Linked DNA regions of Mus musculus: region 1 is linked to region 2. The links are chromatin loops, found by intact Hi-C in ENCODE. Cell type or tissue: gastrocnemius. All regions are shown on one strand. Links, peaks and the distances in the headings refer to the core of each region. The heading gives the core; the rest is flanking DNA. Region 1 has its middle 28 kb from the start of Gm41631. Region 2 holds the start of Pkdcc (protein kinase domain containing, cytoplasmic).

What was found. Peaks named below come from ENCODE experiments on the same cell type or tissue, not always from the same donor. Only the 100,000 strongest peaks of a DNase experiment are listed, where the experiment ranks them.
Region 1: it touches region 2 in a loop (2.3-fold over the local background); 3 of 42 quality-filtered maps call a loop at or near these places.

The regions. Positions count from the first base shown.
Region 1 is chr17:83,151,526-83,161,189 of GRCm38, forward strand. No RefSeq gene overlaps it. Among named protein-coding and RNA genes, the nearest start is that of Gm41631, 28 kb to the left of the region's middle. In gastrocnemius, for the core only: no CTCF peak of the experiment used is centred there; no DNase peak of the experiment used is centred there; H3K27ac peaks cover 4,210 bases.
Region 2 is chr17:83,208,838-83,218,501 of GRCm38, forward strand. It overlaps Pkdcc (protein kinase domain containing, cytoplasmic), which reads left to right and starts at 6,446. Exons shown (of 7, transcript NM_134117.2): 1 at 6,446-7,267. The coding sequence starts at 6,629. Gm34686 (a long non-coding RNA gene) reads right to left here and starts at 6,297. Exons shown (of 3, transcript XR_001782234.2): 1 at 1,881-6,297. In gastrocnemius, for the core only: CTCF peaks have their summits at 1,812 and 5,695; DNase peaks (open chromatin) are centred at 1,939, 2,593, 5,527, 6,332 and 2 more places; H3K4me3 peaks cover 4,208 bases; H3K27ac peaks cover 7,093 bases.

The DNA.
Region 1 (9,664 bases), core at 1,072-9,071, 57 kb before region 2:
GCAGAGGCCAAGGAGGGTGCTGCTTACTGGCTTGCTTTTCATGGCTTGCTCAACTTGCTTTCTTATAGAACCCAGGACCATCAGCCCAGGGATGGCACCACCCACAAGGGGCTGGGCCCTCCCCATCAATCATTAATTAATAAGATGGTCTCCTGTCTGATCTTATGTAGTCATCTCCTCAATTGAAGTTCTCTCTTCTCAGAGGATTGTAGTTCGTGTTGAGTTTACATAAAACTAGCCATCATGGTTTGTCAGATATTTTGCAGCCAGAAACTACATGTTTTCCCCTATAATCCAGGTCCAGATTCAAACTCCAGTTCTACCAGAATTTAACTTCCCTGTGATTTTTTTTTCTATTTCCAAATTGGAGAAAATAATACTAACCTTAATTTCATTTTTCAAACAGACTATTCAATCCTGCCTGAGCTGGATTAGAAATGGACAGAGGTTATGCTGCAGAGGAAAGATGAAAATACTAAACAAAAGAACTATGTATCTAATATGGCTACTGCTGCACTTACAGGCACTGTGCATTGATGTCTGAGACACTGAGGTTCTTTGAGAGTAGTGAGGATAATGACAGTGACATGTTGGTGACATGTGGAGAGCCTTGTGGGACTCCCAGGCATCCCTCAGAGCTGTCATAAGCCAAGTGTCACTGTCATGACCCTGTTTGTTATATCTAGAGTTATACAGTAGAACGCTGCAAAAACCTAATGACTTAGGACGATCACAAAATAGCGTTCATTTTTTTTTCATAAAGTCCTGACTGGAGTTGGATAGACCCTCCTCCCTGCTCGCTTCTGTTCTTTCAGCAATGGCTGAGCCACTGTGGAAGACTGACTACACACTCCTCACAAGGCATTCACCTGTCTGCTCACTAGGACTGTCAGCTGAGGTCCCATTCAGATTCCAGGACAGACCTTACACAGCCCCTCCTGCATGGGCTGGGCTTTCTCAGCCCAGGTGGCCAAGTTCTAACTAGGTGATAGAGAGAAAAAGAGTGGACCAGGAGAAGCTGCTGTGGCCTAGTCTATGAAGTCCCTCAATACCATTTCTAGCACATTCTGTGTGTTGATGCAATTTACAAAGACCTACCTAGATTCAAGGGGATCTTGGATTTCTCAGGGATGATGGCTAGGCTCTGGAAGAAGACATTGCACCAAGTATACTGCTATGGTCTGTTTTGGAAAATACACCCAGAACAGTGCTGAGGCTAGGGGGAGGCCCTGCACCGGAAGCATAAGAAGGGCTCGCCTGAGCGACTAGACTCAGACTCAAACCCAGGTTCTTCATTCCTCTTTGTTCACGGTGCTTCCAAATCTTACCGATTGGTGGGTGCTTCAGAAGGGCCCAGCCTCTCCCCAGCAGAAGAGTCAAGTTCTAAGATTGTCTACAACTCATGCCAAACTGAGCTAGGGCTGCCAGATGCTGGGAGGCCCTAATATGCCCGAAGGAGATGAAAGGAAATGAATACAACAGGCACTCTTGGGATGTGGAATTACAGATGTAAGGAGATGGTGGAGGGTTGGGGGAGAAAATGTCAGCAGGATAGCAGCCTCCAGGAAAGAAGGCAGAACACTTGTGGGAACGAAAGAGGGTAATCCTAGTGTCTTAGTCAGGGTTTCTATTCCTGCACAAACATCATGACCAAGAAGCTGTTGATCACCAAAGGATGCAGGACTGGAACTCAAGCAGGTCAGAAAGCAGGAGCTGATGCAGAGGCCATGGAGGGATGTTCTTTACTGGCTTGCTCAGCCTGCTCTCTTATAGAACCCAAGACAACCAGCCCAGAGATGGTCCCACCCACAAGGGGCCTTGCCCCCTTGATCACTAATTGAGAAAATGCCTTACAGTTGGATCTCATGGAGGCATTTCCTCAACTGAAGCTCCTTTCTCTGTGATAACTCCAGCTGTGTCAAGTTGACACAAAACTAGCCAATACAGCTGACCCCTTGTCAACTTGACACACAAACACATCACTAGTAAGCCTCAACCCTTACATTCTTATTCATCCCCAAGGTCTAAATAACTTTAAATGTCCCACAGTCTTTACATATTCTTAAAATTTCAATCTCTTTAAAATATCCATCTCTTTTAAAAATCCAAAGTCTTTTTAAATTAAAAGTCTCTTAACTGTGGGCATCACTAAAACAGTTTCTTCCTTCAAGAGGGAAAATATCAGGGCACAGTCACAATCAAAAGCAAAAATCAATCTCCAACCGTCCAATGTCTGGGATCCAACTCACGATCTTCTGGGCTCCTCCAAGGGCTTGGGTCACTTCTCCAGCCATGCCCTTTGTAGCACACGCGTCATCCTCTAGGCTCCAGATGCCTCTACTCCACTGCTGCTGCTGCTCTTGGTGGTCATCTCATGGTACTGGCATCTCCAAAACACTGCATGACCCCTTCAGTCCTGGGCCATCAATTGCAACTGAGGCTGCACTTTCACCAATGGCCTTCCATGGCCTCTCACAGTGCCAAGCCTCAGCTGCTCTGCTCAACTCCTTCATGCCTTCAAAACCAGTACCACCTGGGTGACCCTTACACGTTACCAAGTCCAGCCAGAGCACAAGGTACAACTTTGGCTATATCTGGAACGCAGCCACTGTGCTCTCAGAAAACACTTCCCAGAAGATGTCACCTCAATGATGCTGGTCTCTTCTTAATCACCGCTAATTTCTTAGCTCCAGCTAACCAGCATCAAAAGTCCCAGTAATGCAAAGTTTTTGCTTTAGTAGTTCTGGTATCTTGTTAATCACAGCTGATTCTTCAGCCCCAGCTAACCAGAACTACAGAATCTTCACAATCAAAACAGCAATGGCCCTGAAAAGAGTCTTTAATTTTCCCTCTGAAATTTCACAAACCAGACCTCCATCTTCTGCAGTGTTCTCAACATTATCTTCCAAGCTCCTACACAACATCTGACAGAGCTCTTAACAATGGATGGATCTTCAAGCCCAAAGTTCCAAAGTCCTTCCACAGTCCTCCCCAGAACATGGTCAGGTTGTCACAGGAATACCCCACTCTGCTGGTACCAATTTGTCTTAGTCAGGGTTTCTATTCCTGCACAAACATCATGACCAAGAAGCTGTTGATCACCAAAGGATGCAGGACTGGAACTCAAGCAGGTCAGAAAGCAGGAGCTGATGCAGAGGCCATGGAGGGATGTTCTTTACTGGCTTGCTCAGCCTGCTCTCTTATAGAACCCAAGACAACCAGCCCAGAGATGGTCCCACCCACAAGGGGCCTTGCCCCCTTGATCACTAATTGAGAAAATGCCTTACAGTTGGATCTCATGGAGGCATTTCCTCAACTGAAGCTCCTTTCTCTGTGATAACTCCAGCTGTGTCAAGTTGACACAAAACTAGCCAATACACCTAGGGACAAGTCAAGACGGGAGAAAGTGAGGGGTGTCCAGTTGGGATGGAAGAGCTCCTTCTAGAGAACTTATACCTGAACTTTGAAGTCTGTCAAGCCCTGTAGAAGATGCAGATAAATCACACCGATGTGATTCAAACCATCACTCCTGAGCCCTAAATCAGTCATAGGAGATAGAAAGACCCTAATTTCCGCATAGACTATTGAGCAGCCAAGAGCACAGCCCTCTTTCACCAGGCTAGGGCCAGAGCAAAGGGCCCTGAGAGATCCCTACACAGTCCAAGAGCAAGAAGGAAGATGAGATAGAGGTGGGACTTCAGGCCATGTGACATGCGACCTTCAAGAGTCTATTTGTGGGTATGGGTTGATATGTGATAGTCACGGGTGTTGGTGACTGATCTGCTGGGCTCCATTCAAGTCACAGCTCAGTCTTGCCACACCAAGGCAGCCAGCAGCACCAGAGTAAGGCAGTTATGATGGCACTGGGTCTCAACCCATGTGGGCACAGTCACCTCTCTGCTCCACCACCCACAGCTGTACAACTTTGGAAAGCCACTGAGTTTCGCAAAGACTTGTTTCCTCGTCTATATTGAGGGCACAGAGGCTCTATGGGCCTTACATAAGATTGTTTATGTTCAGTGACTACTATAGGGCCTGGCACCAAGAAATGGTCATTCTTCCTCCCTCTCCCTCCCCTAGTTTCTCCCTCCCCTCTTCCTCCTCTTTCTTCTTCTTCTTCTTCCTCCTCCTTTCCCTCCTTCCCCTCCCCTTTCCCCCTCCCCCTTCCTTTGTATAAACACTGAAGCACAATTCAACCTTCCACCTCTTTAACATCTCTTTGGCCCAACCCAGACCAGTGACAGAATGTTGTGGAGGAGCTGGAGACAGACACACTTACCTTTTGTTACCCAACGTAGATGAGACTTGGACAGATAGTGTACAGGGGCCTCCCAAACTCTGGGGTCCTATCAGTTCTTTCTCTTTTGTCCTTGTTCCTTCTCCCAAGTGTCACAGAGAAGCCATACTTGGCACAGGGAAACCCTGACCAGAGCCAATAAGGTTTGTCTAAAGTCCACCCACCACTGCATCCCTGACTTCTGAGGCCTCTCAGTTTCTTGTCTCTAAACCAGGGCTGGTATTTGAGTGGAAGAGACTATATCTCAGGCTTATTTTCTTGTAGGACTTTTTATTCTCACACTACTTTTCTGGGGTCTCTGGAAGTCTCCCACTACCTCCCAATATCCCCAAGCCAAAAGTACTTCCCCTGTAGCTGTTAGGAGGGTGAAAGCAGCCAGCCTCAAATTTCTGTGGCTTCCCTTTGAGACCTGGACTAGCCTGGCAGCGTGGTTTCTTTATCCCCTCCTCTCCTGGCAGCAGTAACATCCCCCACTTAAGTCCTGCCTAGACCGGATTGGGGAAGAGGGAGGTTGGGGTCCATGGAAGTCATAACCCTGAGCTTTATGGGGGTTTGGAAGGCCAGGTGCAGAGCCGGGTCCCATCCTTTCTCAACATCTTGTTAAAAGATAAAAGAAGAGAAGGGGGGAGTCACTGTAGCGGGAGCGGGTCCAGATGAGAAAGGATGTTAGATACAGTGTGATCATGTCATAACCAGTCAGTGCCGGGGTGGGGGGTGGGGGTAGGGAGAAGGGAGGAAGTGTCCATGGGTTGACAAAGTTTACTGACTACAGAACTAGGGTTCAGAGAGGTGTTAGAAGAGCTGGGTTTCGCTTGAAAAGGAACGACAGCCACCTTCCAGGAGACCCAGCTCACAATTCCCAGAAAAGTCACAGTCGGGTTCTTCTTTTGGGAGACCCATTCCTGTCTTCCCCAACTTCAGACCTGCTCCAGAGAGGGGCCTCTGAGCAGCCGGAGTCAAACACCGCCTCTGCTCTCCCAGCCCCAACATTTATCTTTGGGTTATTTTCACTCCTGAGAACAAAGACGCTTTCTATTCAGCAAGTGGCAGGAACCCACACCTCTGACAAGCCATAGATCACCCTCAGGGAGGGCAGGAGGAGCTGGTTCGGCACGTGGGCCTGCGGCCTGTTTCTTCTTCCCACCCAGACCCTCAGAGGCTGTGTCTGGCTTGCGACTTGTGAGGGGATCCTAGACAGAAGGCAGAAACACACTGGTCCTAAAAGCTGGCCACCAAGATGGAACAAGGGATGAGGCATGGCTAAGTCCCAGAGAGCGGGAACCATCAAGGACAAATTAGGAGCCCTGAGCAATCCCTTTCGTGGGCCCAGACTCTTGGATGCAGTTTCCTCCCAGGAGATACACGATGGCCACCTGAATCACCCAGAGCTTCCAAGAAAGCTCTCAAAGAAAAGTCACCAGTAAAGGAAAGACAGATCCTAAACGCTGGACAGGCACAAGCTCTGTAGCTGGATTTGCTGTGAAAGGTTTAACTTGTTAAACCTTGGTATGAATCCTGTATAAGCTGGGATCTGGGTTCCTCTTCCACTCTGTACACGGGGCTTCTCAATCTTACCACTGGTGGGTACTTCAGTAAACCATTTGCGTGTGCGTGCCATGGTACATGCGTGTTTCCACGCACATGTTTATACACTTATAGCTGCACATATAGGAACATGTACAATTATATATCTAAAGATGCAAACATATAAACTATCTTTACTTTTACACATTTGGGCAAGAAGTTAAACCCGTCAATCTACTTAAACTTAGCCGAGAATGTATATATCATCCCACATTTGTCACCTCGCTACTGACTGTTCCATTAGATGGCTATTGGCGGTAATAGGAATAAAAGTCCATCTTGGTTTGAGAGGGACAGCACATAATCACATAACTTACTCTTCCGTGACTATTTGTGACTGTCAGTAGAGTCATTCCTCTAAGGACCTCCAGGCAGTTTGAGAGGTACATGGACAGTTTCTCTGACAAATATTGTTAAAATATTCTCCATAGGAAAGGCTGCATGTAGTTACACAGACTCTAAAGCATTAAAGGACTGGCTCCCCTGCATCTTGGCTAACACGGTGTGCTAGATAACATTTCAATCCACACTGAGATGAGAATAGCAGCGCCTCCCTGTAGTTAGATGTTACATTTCATGCATCACAAATAAGATTGAGAACTTCTTGGGTAGTTAAAGGTCATTTATACTTAAGGAGGCTTTGAAAATACACACATCTCTGGGCCCTAAACTTTAAAATAAGATTCAGCGACCCCACCTGAGTTAGTGATTTAAAAAATATAATCACTGGGGGTAGATAAATATTTCAAAAGTCAAACATGAAGTATGTAATCTGGAAAGGCAGCGACTGGTAAGATGTATTTTGACTAAAAAGTTCCGTGCTGACTCATTTCGAGAGTGTGAAAACAAGCAATGACCTAGCAGGAGACATGTATTTGGTTATAAGTACAAAGAACGTACAACCACATGCGAGTGCCTACCCATCAACAAGAGGCATTAACAGCCTAATTGTTTTTTTTTAGACAGAACCAAAATATAAAGAGATGTTTGCAGACAAAGGTAGATGAATAGCTGGTACCCATATGAAAAGATGTGTATTTCACAACTTTTCAGTAAAATGCAAATTAAAACCACAATAATTAAAAAAGAAAGAAAGAAAGAAAAGTAAGGGAGAGAGAGAGAGAATCAGCAGTACAGTACACTGGTAAATGTTTAACAACTGACTGTACACAGGAAAAAAAAATGTTTTTTAAAGCCCTAATTTGTGGTACTTACTCATGGCAATATCTCCCGACACCAATGTGACACCACTCAATGCAGAATTTGGGGATAAATGTACAAGAGTGAACACTCAGGAGACACCCAGTCTGGTTCCAGCGTGTCCTAGAAACCGCCACACACCCACGAAGGCTAAAATGAAAGGCCAACCATGCAAGCGCTGGCAGGGAGGCAACCGGCTGCCTGGGGTGCAGTTTGGTAGCGATGGCGAAAGCTGTACTCTGAACACACCCGTTCTCATGGTGCTGGCTACCCTGAGGAAACAAGCGCATCTAAGATCTAACTCTAATCAATGTGAGAAGCTTCAAAAGATACGTAATGAGTCAACTGCCTGCCACATCTTGGCAGGGTTTTCCTGAGCCCCTTGGCTTCTTCTACATCAAAGGTTAATGGGACCATTTTCTATGATGCTACAAAAGAAATGGCTGGGCTGGAGGGATGTCTCAGTGGTTAAGAGCACTGACTTTTCTTCCAGAGGTCCTGAGTTCAATCCCCAGCAACTACATGGTGACTCACAACCATCTGTAATGGGATCTGATGTCCTCTTCTGGTGTGTTTGAAGATAGTTACAGTGTATTCATATACATAAAGTGAAGGAAGGGAGGGAGGGAGGGAGGGAGGGAGGGAGGGAGGGAAGGAAGGAAGGAAGGAAGGAAGGAAGGAAGGAAGGAAGGAAGGAAGGAAGGAAGGAAAAAAGAGAAGAAAAGAAAAAGAAATGGCTAAGCATACTTCTAGTGTGGCTGGTTAAAAATTGTTTTTTATGATGGGCACAGCTTTAATCTCAGCACCTGGGAGGCAGAAACAGGTGGATCTCTGTGAGTTCCAGGCCAGCCAGAGGTATATAGCAAGTCTGAATCAAAAAAGTTATTTTTTTAATATTGATTATGTTTCTTTTTAAATTTTATTGGCTATTTGTGCATACGTGCATGCGAGTAGGATCACGTATTCCATACCGCAGAGGTGGAAGTCAGAGGACAACTGATAAGAGTCGGTTCTCTCCTTCTACCTCATAGGTCTTGGGATCCCAGCTCCGGTCATCAGGCATGGCAGGAAGCACCTTCAGCAGCCGAGCCAGCTTGCCAGCCCCCCAGAGAATTTCCTTCCAGCTTCATCATTACACATAAATGCTGAGAATGTCTTGGTGAAGCCCCCATCCAGGCCCTTTCTTGGAAAAGCCTCTTTGGGGAGGTTTGTTAGCACGGTGACTCATCTTAAAACCATCTTGGAGTTGATGATATCCATTAAGCAATCTATTGTTGTTGTCATGGCTTATGAGCTTTGAAGCATGTCACGGGTGTCAATATTTTGTGTCCAAAGAGCTAGGACCATGTTCTCCTTACATCTTGATGATAAGTTGACAATCATAAACATATGCATTCACAGACAAGTATTTTATGTGTGTAGGGTTACTGCCAACTCATGCCATATAACTGGAGGAATTCAGACTAAAACTTATTTCACTCAAAAACGGAGAAATGAGTGGTGTGTTTATAATTGCACATACCTCTCTGTTTTGATATAGTATTGATGAGAATCAAATTCTTACTTATAGTGTATTGATAACAGCAATGATTCCTACATTAGCCTACCACTGTAAGGATGAGCCAACATGTGGAGTTACAAATCCCAAACCCGTCAAGCTGGCCGGATTTGGAAATAGAATCTTTGCTGATAGAGCCAAATTAATGATTTTAATGCCATTTTTTATCCCTGGGCATGGTGACTCGGACCTTTAATCTCAGCTCTCAGGAGGCAAAGACAGGCTGACCTTTGTGAGTTTGAAGCCAGCCTGGTTTGCATGATGCAACTCATGCCAGCCAGAGCTGCAAAATGAGACCCTGTCTTAAAGAACAAAAACAAAAGGATTATCTGGATTATCCAGATAAGCCCAAAGCCCAGTGATAAGTGTTCTCGAAGCAAGCAGAACACAGCCCGGCATAAAGACAGAGTTAAGTCTAGAGTTACAAGGCCCAGGCCAAGGAATAGCCAGCGCCACTAGAGACAAGAGATCAGGAGGATTTTCCTTTAGAGTTTTGTGAAGAGTCCTCTCAACACCTTGGTTTCAGACTTGTGGACTCCAGAACTTTAAGTTATTTTTAACCACACAGCTTCTGGCCATCTGTTGCAGTAGCTGTAGGGAAGAAGCTAACACTATGTACCACAAACTTAGTTTCTCCTCCACTACCCAAATTCTGAATAAATAATAGACACAATTTGAAATGCCCTCTGGCCATGCATCTCATCTTGCCACAGAGTGTACAGAAGTCTCTGGAAGCTGTTCCCGGCACAGATGGCCAGCAACAAACTACACACAAAGGGCCTGAAAGCTACATAAGAATGAAATGTCTTACTGGGGGCTAGAGATGTGGCTCTGGGGTTAAAGCACTTGTTCTGAAAGAGTAAGGGATAGAGTCCTATCCCTGGGATCAGTGGTTCTCAACCTGTGGGTCACAACCCCTTGGAAGGTTGACTAACCCTTTCACGGGGGCAGCCTAAAACCATCAAAAACATAGATATTTACATTATAATTCATAATCGCAGCAAAATTAGTTATGAAATAATTTA
Region 2 (9,664 bases), core at 696-8,695:
CTTCCTTTTTTGTGTGTGTGTGTATGCATTTCTGAATTTTTCAAATAATTATTTTAATTCCACACAGCCTCCCAGATTCGAGTTAACCCTTTGTAAACTATCACTTCTGATTAGTTTGTTCTCTTTCATCCTCACAAAAGGGGTAGGGGAAAGTAGGCATGCTTGCAGAGCCCTCTGGGGTTTCTGAAGTACTCTGCGTAGAAGTTGAGGGAGCTTGCTCTTCTACCTCTTCAACATGCCTTTGTCTCCTTCATTTCATCCCCATAGCTACTCACAGCAGAAGGACTCACCGTCAAAGGTTTTAACAGCACCACACACTTGTCTTTTAACCAAGATGGCAGCGCTAGACTGGGAAAGACAATCAAATCAAATCAACCCAGCCAGACGGTGAGCTAAAACACAGGCCAAAAGAGGAAAGTCGTGCAGACCCTCTGCAGCGAGAGGCCTGGGCACCCAGGCTGTGCTCACTCTGCCTCCTGACAGCTCTCTTCGGGGCTCCTTACCTCAGCTCTCTCTTATGTCAATTTTCTCATCATGAAAATTGGAGGTAATGATAGCATTTATCTCCTACAGTTGTTAAGTAGATTATATGATAATGGAAAGTATTTAATAAGTGTGCTCTATCATTAGTATTAATAAGAACAATAAAATAATAAATCTTTATGACCAAGCCTTGTTACCTGGAGGCAAAAGTGACTTTAATGAACTTCTTCTGTCTTGGCTTCCATTGGTGCCTTCGTCCCTGCCAGTCTCTTTGACTGAATTTCCCCCCACCCCCACCCCAAAAAAAAAACTAATGAAAAGCTGAGGAAAGACCCAGGATCGGGACCAGAGTCCCTGTGTTTCATGGTAGTCTACACAGCTGCTTACAAAGGCCAGACCACTCAACAGATCCCCACAAGCTTCAGTGTCTTTGTCTGCAAAATGTCTACCTCAAAGGAGATGGAGCCTTCCCTGGTCCTGAGCATGCTCTCCCAGCATGCCAGATTCTCAGTCAGCCTAGCTCTTTGGACCTCTGTCCTTTGCCCTAGTCCCCACATTCTTCTTTACTGAGGGCCTAATAGTTTGGGATGAATCTTCTCAATTATACTGTAAACTCCTAAGAGGAGTCATAGAGCCAAGACTCTCTTGATGAGGAGTAGTGCCTTCTTCCTATGTGACCCCAGGATAAAGAGGATGGCAGATGAGAGATAATTGCCCACCCTCTGTGAGTTTAGAGCCACGTGACACACTCAGTGATCCCCTCTTGATCCCCCACTCCATTTCCCAAGCTGCAGTGAAAAGAATGGATTCATGGAGCAGGGCAGTGGTGGCATATGCCTTTAATTCTAGCACTCAGGAGGCAGAGGCAGAGGCAGAGGCAGGTAGAGCTCTGTGAGTTCAAGGCCAGACTGGTCTACAGAGCTAGCTGTAGGACAGCCAAGGCTACAGGAAGAAACCTTGCCTTGAAAAAAACAGAGAGAGGGAGGGAGAGGAAGAGAGAGGGAGGGGAGGGAGAGAGGGAGAGAGAGAAGAAGGAAGAGGGAAAGAGCAAGGATTGGTCATAGAAGCTATGATATGTTATCTCCCAGCCATTACCTGCACACATGCCTCCAGCCCTAGCTCTTACATGCTAAGTGTCAGGCTCTATTCCACCAGCCTCTGCTGGCTCAGTCCATCACCACTTGTGGATGGCCAACTCTTGCTCTCCGCTTGCCACTCCATCTACCCAGCATAGGCAAAAGCCCTGGAGCTTGGTCCGTACTGCTTTCCCTCCCCAGCTCCCTGCTTCTCCGTTCAGTTCAGGGTCCCAGCCCCAAAGTAAACCTCTCACACCCTCTCCCGGGTGACACAGCAGGCACAATCTTAGAAAGCCAAAACTGGAGGGAAGATGAGATCACCTCAGCAATGACCAGGCGTCCTGAGCTGTGGCTGCAGCTGAGCTGGAAGGAGCAGCTGGCTAGAGCAGGCCTTGGCAAGAGCTGGCGTGGGGAGCTACTCCATCACAGGGTCTGGTGCCTGCTGGGGAAACAGCATAAACAGGCCAAGCTGTGGGAGCACCAGGAGCCCTCAGAACATTCTGGTTCCTGGTTTGAGAGGGAGACTTGTTTCCTGACATAGTTAAGGAGCTGAGGGGCTCGAGTTTCCAGGCAGAGTCCCACTCAAGGAAGCAAAGCTGTGTCCAGAAAGCTGGGGTCCCCTGAGCACAGCTTTCTCCATCTTTGTCTGACTACCTCTCTTGAGATTCCAGGCCTTTAGCTGTCCATGTTTCTGCCCCTTAATCATCTCTATTCAGGCTTTCTCATTTCCCCATCCCCATCTCCCATAACCTTGGGGACTCTGATGTGGGGCTCCTCTATGTCCTGTGTGTAAGAAACCTGTCATTGTCTGTTTTTGTTTTTGTTGCTATTTCGTTTTGTTTCTGTAGCTTGGAAAGGTGAGCTTCACTTCTTCACTCAGGGAGGTGGACACCGGGTGAAGGAAGCAGGCTGTGGCCACCTCACCCTCCATCCTTTCGAAATCAGTCCCGCTCCCTGAGGACCTGGCTCCAAGAAGGACATAGCTGAGGCTGGGACTCTTGGTTACTGTGGTATCAGAAGGCTGGGTCCAGGCCTTCTGGCAACCATTGCAGTGTACAGGAGAGTCAGTCTGATGAACTGCTTGCCGCTCTGCTGATTCCGGGGAAAGACAATACTCCAACTCAAAGGGAGCCTGGAAGGCCGAGGGATTTCTCCCGTGGAAAACCAGGGGTAACGGAGCCAAAGTTGCTTCGGCCTTGAAGAAGAATCGCAGACAAGCACATTGTCTAGCACAGCAAACATGTCTGTTTGCTATAATTAATTATATAATTACACATACTGAGGACTTACCATAATACAGAGAAGGGTTGACTACCTTGTCTACGGAATGTCAACTGGGACATTACTCCAAATCCAGAGTTCTTTACGCAGCCTTTCCTAGACCTGAGCAAGGGATTCTGTACATTCTTAAAGGAAAGAAAGCCACAGAATTCCAACAATACATCCTCCAGGGCCCTGCATACCCTGGTAATGGAAGGATTGTCTTTACTTTCTATAAAATCTTGCACATGCAGCTGAGACAAAGGAAGGGACCAAAGGACCAGGAGAAGGCACTTCAGGAAGGTAGAAGATGGCCTGGAAGAAAGCACCTGCCTCAGGCTGAGGAGTGTAGCTTTCTTCCGGCTGGTGGAAAGTTGGGGTGCCAGGCTGCATAGAGGGCTACCGGAAGCCCATGGAAGCCTGAGTTACCAGTTCAGCTCATCCCCTGGTTGTTTTGAGAGGAAAACAATTCTCCAACAGAGGCATTAGCGACCTGGGTTGAAAGAAACGGAGTTCTTCAACACGGGCAAGCTGGGAGGATGTGATGTCCTGAAGAAAGAAATTACCGATGAACTATTTCCCAGAAAAGGTGACCTTTTAGAGTCTAGGCCAGCTGCTTCCTTCCCAAGCACTGGTGTCTGACTAGTGTGTGGAATTGGGGGAAAAGGAGGAAAGAAAGAAAACATAGCAAGTCTAAAGCATGAAGCCTTGTTGAGCTAATGCTGGTCTGAAGGCTCTTGTGTGTGGTGAGGAGTCTGGTAAAGAGTGGGATCAAGAAGATGCTGCTGTCTGAAAGCTGTTGAGAAAACAGAACCAGGGCTGAGCTGGACACTGACCCGTGAGGCCCAGGCTATGGTGTGGGCCCTGAGCTGGACACAGGCCTGTGAGGCCCAGGCTGTGGTGTGGGCCCTGAGCCGGACACAGGCCTTTGAGGCCCAGGCTGTGGTGTGGGCCCTGAGCTGGACACAGGCCTGTGAGGCCCAGGCTGTGATATGGGCCCTGCCTAGCCTGTTTTTGAGTGGCTGGGCAAATAAAAATGAGGAAACAGCAGGATTGCATAGTGTTTCTGTTTTCCAATTCTTTGAAACAACTCCTCTTCCTGGGTGGCACACACACACACACACACACACACACACACACACACAGACAGGCAAACAATCAAAAATTGGTTAAAGTCTGTCAATTCAGAAACTCTAATTGGTTCAAAGCTTTGATCTCTTCCTTTTAGGAGCAAAAATCCTATTTCTGTGGCTGAGCATGCATGTCTTGATGTCTATGTGTCTCCCTGGGGGCTGAGGGAAACAGTAAATGTGAGTCAATACAACTGAAGGGTCGCTGTTTCTCTACATGAGGACCCTGCTTTCGGGGTTCTGGGTAGGCACCAGGCGAACACTGGTGCCTATTTCTCTGGCCCTGTTGTGCACTGAACTTTCAAACCATAACAGAAACACCAAAGCTTGGCAGAGATATCACAGGAATAATTATCTAATTTCAGAACATGTTATTATAATACCTACATGATGTGTAATGAAGTTAACAATGTTCACATTCTATTCACCAACTCTGAGCTGTACACTCACGATGCCAAATCCTTCCCCACGGACGCTTCTCCGAGACATGAACATGCAGAGGATCTGAAGAAAGCTTTTCAAGAAATATGCCACACACATACACAGTGTTTGGTTGTGCAGCCATCAGAGGTGAAACCGCCAGAAGTCAAACCTCTCCTGGGCATGGTAGCTAGCTGGTCCTCACACTTCTTGAGTAGACACTGTAGAACTAGCAAGGGAATAGTAGTCACGTTGGGGTCACCCAGGCAGACAGTCTTTCTTTGACTCATCTGTGGGCCAGGGCATTTCTGATCCCCCCCCCCAGCTCCCTTCCCTGGGGTGCTGGGTCTAGATGAGGCTCAGTGAAGGGGACTGTTTGCTCCTGTTCCCTGTTGACTTTAGCCAGTAGCTATGTTTACAAACCCAGGTTGGTTTTCCCAGCACAGTTAATTAGACCAAAGACATCTGGTGTGAGGGCTGGGGAGGGCATCTGCTCAGACAGCCCCCTCCCCAACCTCCCAGCAGCTATGGGCCAGAGCTGGGCGGGGCAGCTTAAACAGGAACAGACCTATAGCGCACACTCCATCAAACCCACCCAAATCTCTCAGGGGGAATCATGGCCTCCTTCAACCTGCCTTTCCCATGACGAATAACTCAGCATGGTCCCCACTTTCTGAGTTTTAGGGGACCAAGAAGTCAGTCAGAGCCAGAAGGCCTACCTCAGTGCGATCACAGGCTGAACTTCCAAAAGAGCTAGCCGCAAGTTTTATTCCCTGTCACAGAGTTCCTCCCTGCGTTGGATAGGAACAGGAGACCTCTTGAGGGAAAACCCCTCCTTCCTAGAAAGCCCCTCAGAAAGGCGGCTCTGGATTCTTTCTCCAGCCCCTAAATTTTACCCCATATGCCGTCGCTCCAGCCGAATCCACGGCACTGCAGGAAGAGAGATAACTTTTTCCTGCCCAGAGCAAAGCAGGAGGGAGCCTGAGGAAGTGAGACGACCTCGGTGGACAGTTTCAGTGCCCTAGGGAAGTGGAGAGCCACGAGGGGGAGGGGCGGCAGCTTATCTCGCAGGAGGGGGGAGCTCACTCCAAACAGCTAATGCACTGGCGTGTGAAAGCCCCTCAATTAGCACTAATGATGCAATCAGGGAGGGAGGAGGAGGGACCAGAAGTTCTGATGGAGTCAGCACTAACACACAGGGCACACACTCACTCCCATCCTAGAGACACAGTAGCCCCTCGGGACATGCGGATGCACACATTCCACAGACAGATGTGCGTGGACACTAATGCACTCGCTGTATACGGTTCCGACCCCCTACTGGCGGGTCAAAGATCGAGGTTCTCGGGGATGGGGATGGAGCTGTGTTGTCGAGATGTGGGGATTCGGGAACCAGGAAAATCAGAAAGTCCTGGTAGAAGACAGTTGAAAAAAAAAAAGAATTCTTCCGAAACCTCCTGATTAACTCTGAGACCACAGTCCCCACCCCTCGCGCTCTCGCAGGTGCGGGGCAGCCTCCCCAGTGCGCCGCCCTTCATCACACCCTGAACCCGGGCTGTCCCAGAGCAGCCTCACCCGCAGAAGGAGGAACCCCTGCGCACTGCACTGCAGCCCCGACTCCCCACCTCCCCCAGGAGGCAGCGTGTACCCCTGAGATCCCCGCACCCGGGCCTTGGCGGCTTGCCCCTTGGAGCCCGTTACCCGCCGGCCTCGCCCCTCCAACTCCCCGCACCAGGTCGGCCAGCTCCGCTTTCGGCCTCCGGGTCCCGTTATCCAGCCTGGCCTCGGGCTTGGAAGCCCTGCGCGCGGCCGCCCCCTCCCCCTCCCCCGCTCCCCAACCCGAGCTCGGGGGGCCGCGCGCCGGGCAGGGCCGGAGCCGCCTCCGCGCCGCTTCCCAGGCCCGGCTGGCCGCGGGAGGAGGTCCCGCTGTCAGTCAGCGGGGAAGGCCGGCCCGGGCGGCCAGAGGGGGCGGCGCCGAGGACTGGCTCGGCCGGGCGCGGGGAGGCGCTGGCGGAGGGGCGGGCGCGGGGGTGGCTCCGGGCCTTATAAGCGGCGGGGGCAGGGCGGGAGGGAGGCAAGTGTCAGGCCGATGTGCCGCCCGCCGGGGGCCGGGGTCGGGGCTGCCCGGGCCATGCGCGCGGGCTGGGCAGGGGGCCGGCGCGGCGCGAAGCCGAGTCGCCTCGGAGCCTGAGCCGCCCGGGGCCGGGGCCGGGGCCGGGGCCGGGGAGCGGCGCGCGGCCGGCCGGGGGGAGGGGAGCGATGCGGCGCCGGCGGGCGGCCGTGGCCGCTGGTTTCTGCGCCTCCTTCCTGCTGGGCTCCGTCCTCAACGTGCTCTTCGCACCGGGCTCGGAGCCTCCGCGGCCAGGCCAGTCCCCGGGGTCCTCGGCAGCCCCGGGCCCGGGCCGTCGCGGGGGCCGTGGGGAGCTGGCCCGGCAGATCCGGGAGCGCTACGAGGAGGTGCAGCGCTATTCCCGCGGGGGGCCGGGGCCGGGAGCGGGCCGGCCAGAGCGGCGGCGCCTGATGGACCTGGCTCCGGGCGGGCCGGGCCTGCAGCGTCCCCGGCCCCCGCGGGTCCGGTCCCCGCCCGACGGCGCTCCGGGCTGGCCCCCTGCTCCCGGCCCGGGCTCCCCCGGCCCGGGCCCGCGCCTAGGCTGCGCCGCGCTCCGCAACGTGTCTGGCGCGCAGTACGTGGGCTCAGGCTACACTAAGGCTGTGTACCGGGTCCGCCTGCCCGGCGGCGCCGCGGTGGCGCTTAAAGCAGTGGACTTCAGCGGCCACGATCTGGGCAGCTGCGTGCGCGAGTTCGGGGCGCGAAGGGGCTGCTATCGCCTGGCGGCCCACAAGCTGCTCAAAGAGATGGTGCTGCTGGAGCGGCTGCGGCACCCCAACGTGCTGCAGGTACGACAGTGGGGTTCCGGGATGAGGGGGCTGGCTGGCCACTCTGAAAGACTCCTTGGTCTTACGGAGTAAATAAGTCTCAGGGCGTCCAAGACTGCCCAGTTGCAGCTAGGTGCAGAACCCAGATTAGGGAACCACACTCAGCACCACCCTGCCGGGGTCTCTCACCCTTTGGGTAGAACCCTGTACCAGCTTAAACGCATCCCGTAAAGACAGAGGCAAGGACCAGAAGGGTCCCAAGCTGGTGATAAGGCAGTGATTAGGAGTTGTGACCACAGAGGACCCTGCTGCTGGCTAAAGCTGGTGGAGTATTATCTCCAGTCATAGTGACCTCAGGTCCAACTCCAACATCCAGCTTCAGTCAGCTCCCAGATGCAGAAATAGGATCCCCCATATTGGTAGAGCCTGAACCATACTTTTTTCAAAGTCCAGCGACACGTCTGGCTTTGGAGGTGATGTTAAGCCTCAGTGGGTATGGGAGGGGCCCAAAAGGAGACCATGGATCTGACTTGATCTTCAGGGAGACCCTCATTTCTCACTGGGCTCACAGGCCATTGAAAGGGATAAAAGAGGCCAGAAAATACACAGCCTTTCCCAGAAGTGACCACAGGCTTCCCTGGGACTTCAAGTGGGTCCAGCTGAACCACAGGGGAAGCCTCAGGATTGTAGGCCAGAAGACTCCAGGTCTGCTAGTATGAATACCACACTCTTGCAAGTGTGCTTAGCCAAGAGGCTAGACGGTTCAAAAAGCTAGATGCATACTTTCCTAGCGAGAAACTCTGTCCTTGTTCATTGGGGGCACAGGCAAGAAGGATGCACCCCCACATCTCGTCCATCCAAGGTTGCATTTAGAACAGACCTTCACAATGCCACCGCCATCCAAACATAAACCCACTTCCCCTCTCTGAGTTCTCTGCCTTGGATAAGACTACTTACTCTCTATGCATATGTGTGAGGTGACTGAAAGGGGACCCCTGACTGCTCTTGGCTGGGTAACATAAGTGTGTGCAACCCCCCCCCCAGCTGTCCATACCACCCACCCACCCTCAGAGTCACTTTTCTATACCCAAAGAGCTGGCCAGAGGCACAGCAGTCCATCTTTTCTTCCCTCAGCACTGAGAAGGGGGCCCCAGGCCTCGAGGGATCTGTGGACCACAGAATAAAGAGGCCACAATACTACTTGTACTCCTAGTGGCTCCAAGTCTCCCTAGAACTAATGCCCCCAGTCCTGGCCATACTCTTGTGACAAGTTCTGTCAAGGTCCCAGGCCCTGCATTTGGTCCCAAACACCCATTGTGTGTGTTTATGTCTGGCTGCATGGCTAACACTGTGACTGGAGCTTAAGGGAGTGAGCGGCTGGTTACGTGGCCATTCTAACTGGGAGGATCTTGGTTGTTTTTTTTTTCCCTCTTCTGGGTTCTTGGGAATTTTCTGGAAACCCTGAGGTGCCAGCCAGATTCTGAGGAGGATGGAGAGGCCTTGACCAAGTGACTTAGCGGGGCATTTGGTGTTTGTTAACTGTTCAAGGCCATTTCTCAGGACAGGTTTGTCATTCAGTTGGGCCTTCCTAGCCATAGGGATTCCTCCCTTGATGGCCTCACCATGCATTTCCACCATGCATTTCCACCGACTACACCTACAACCAGATCCACAGAGTGGTCCTTGTCTGTAACGTTGCCCCCACCCCCCACCCCTAGTAATGAGGGCACCAGAGAAAGACAAGACATTACAAGGGAACATGTCTCGCCCATGCCTTCTCCAGCATGGCATCTCTCAGGATTGTTTGTGAGACTTCCAGTCTGAGGAGCGAACACCCCTAGGACAGAAGGATTTCGAGTCCTAGAGAAAGTGGAAGTCCCTAGGGGACTTGGGGACAGCTTTGGGGATGAGATCCTCTCATTCGTTCTCTGACCACCACGCCATGTCCCTTCTGACTTCTTCAGTTAGGCTGCCTCTGTGGCCAGCACAGCCTGCCGTGGGTCTTCAAAAGACTCAGAAGGCTCAAAAGGCCTTAGAACGGTGTGTGCCGGGAACTAGACACCACGTTGTTTTAATAGCTCCTAATCATTTAAAAGTTCAAAACCGTTTGACTGTTTGCTGACCTAGGGAGGAGCCAGAGGACTTTCTAAAGTATGGCAGGCTCCTGAGACCCAGCTCTGGGTAGCCTGAAGTTACACTGTGGGCTCTCCTAGTGGAATACAGGGCAGCCATGGAGGGCCACTGTGCCTTGCCCAGCACAGACTCTGGCCACCTGGGGATCTTCCTGTCTTTTGGACCCTCTTTATTCTCCACATACTTTCTTCCTCCCAGGATAGATGCCTCTGCCACTCGGGGTCAAAGGGCACAAGAGTCTTCCCTCTCCCCACCCCATCATCCTCGGACCTCACCAGGCCAGCC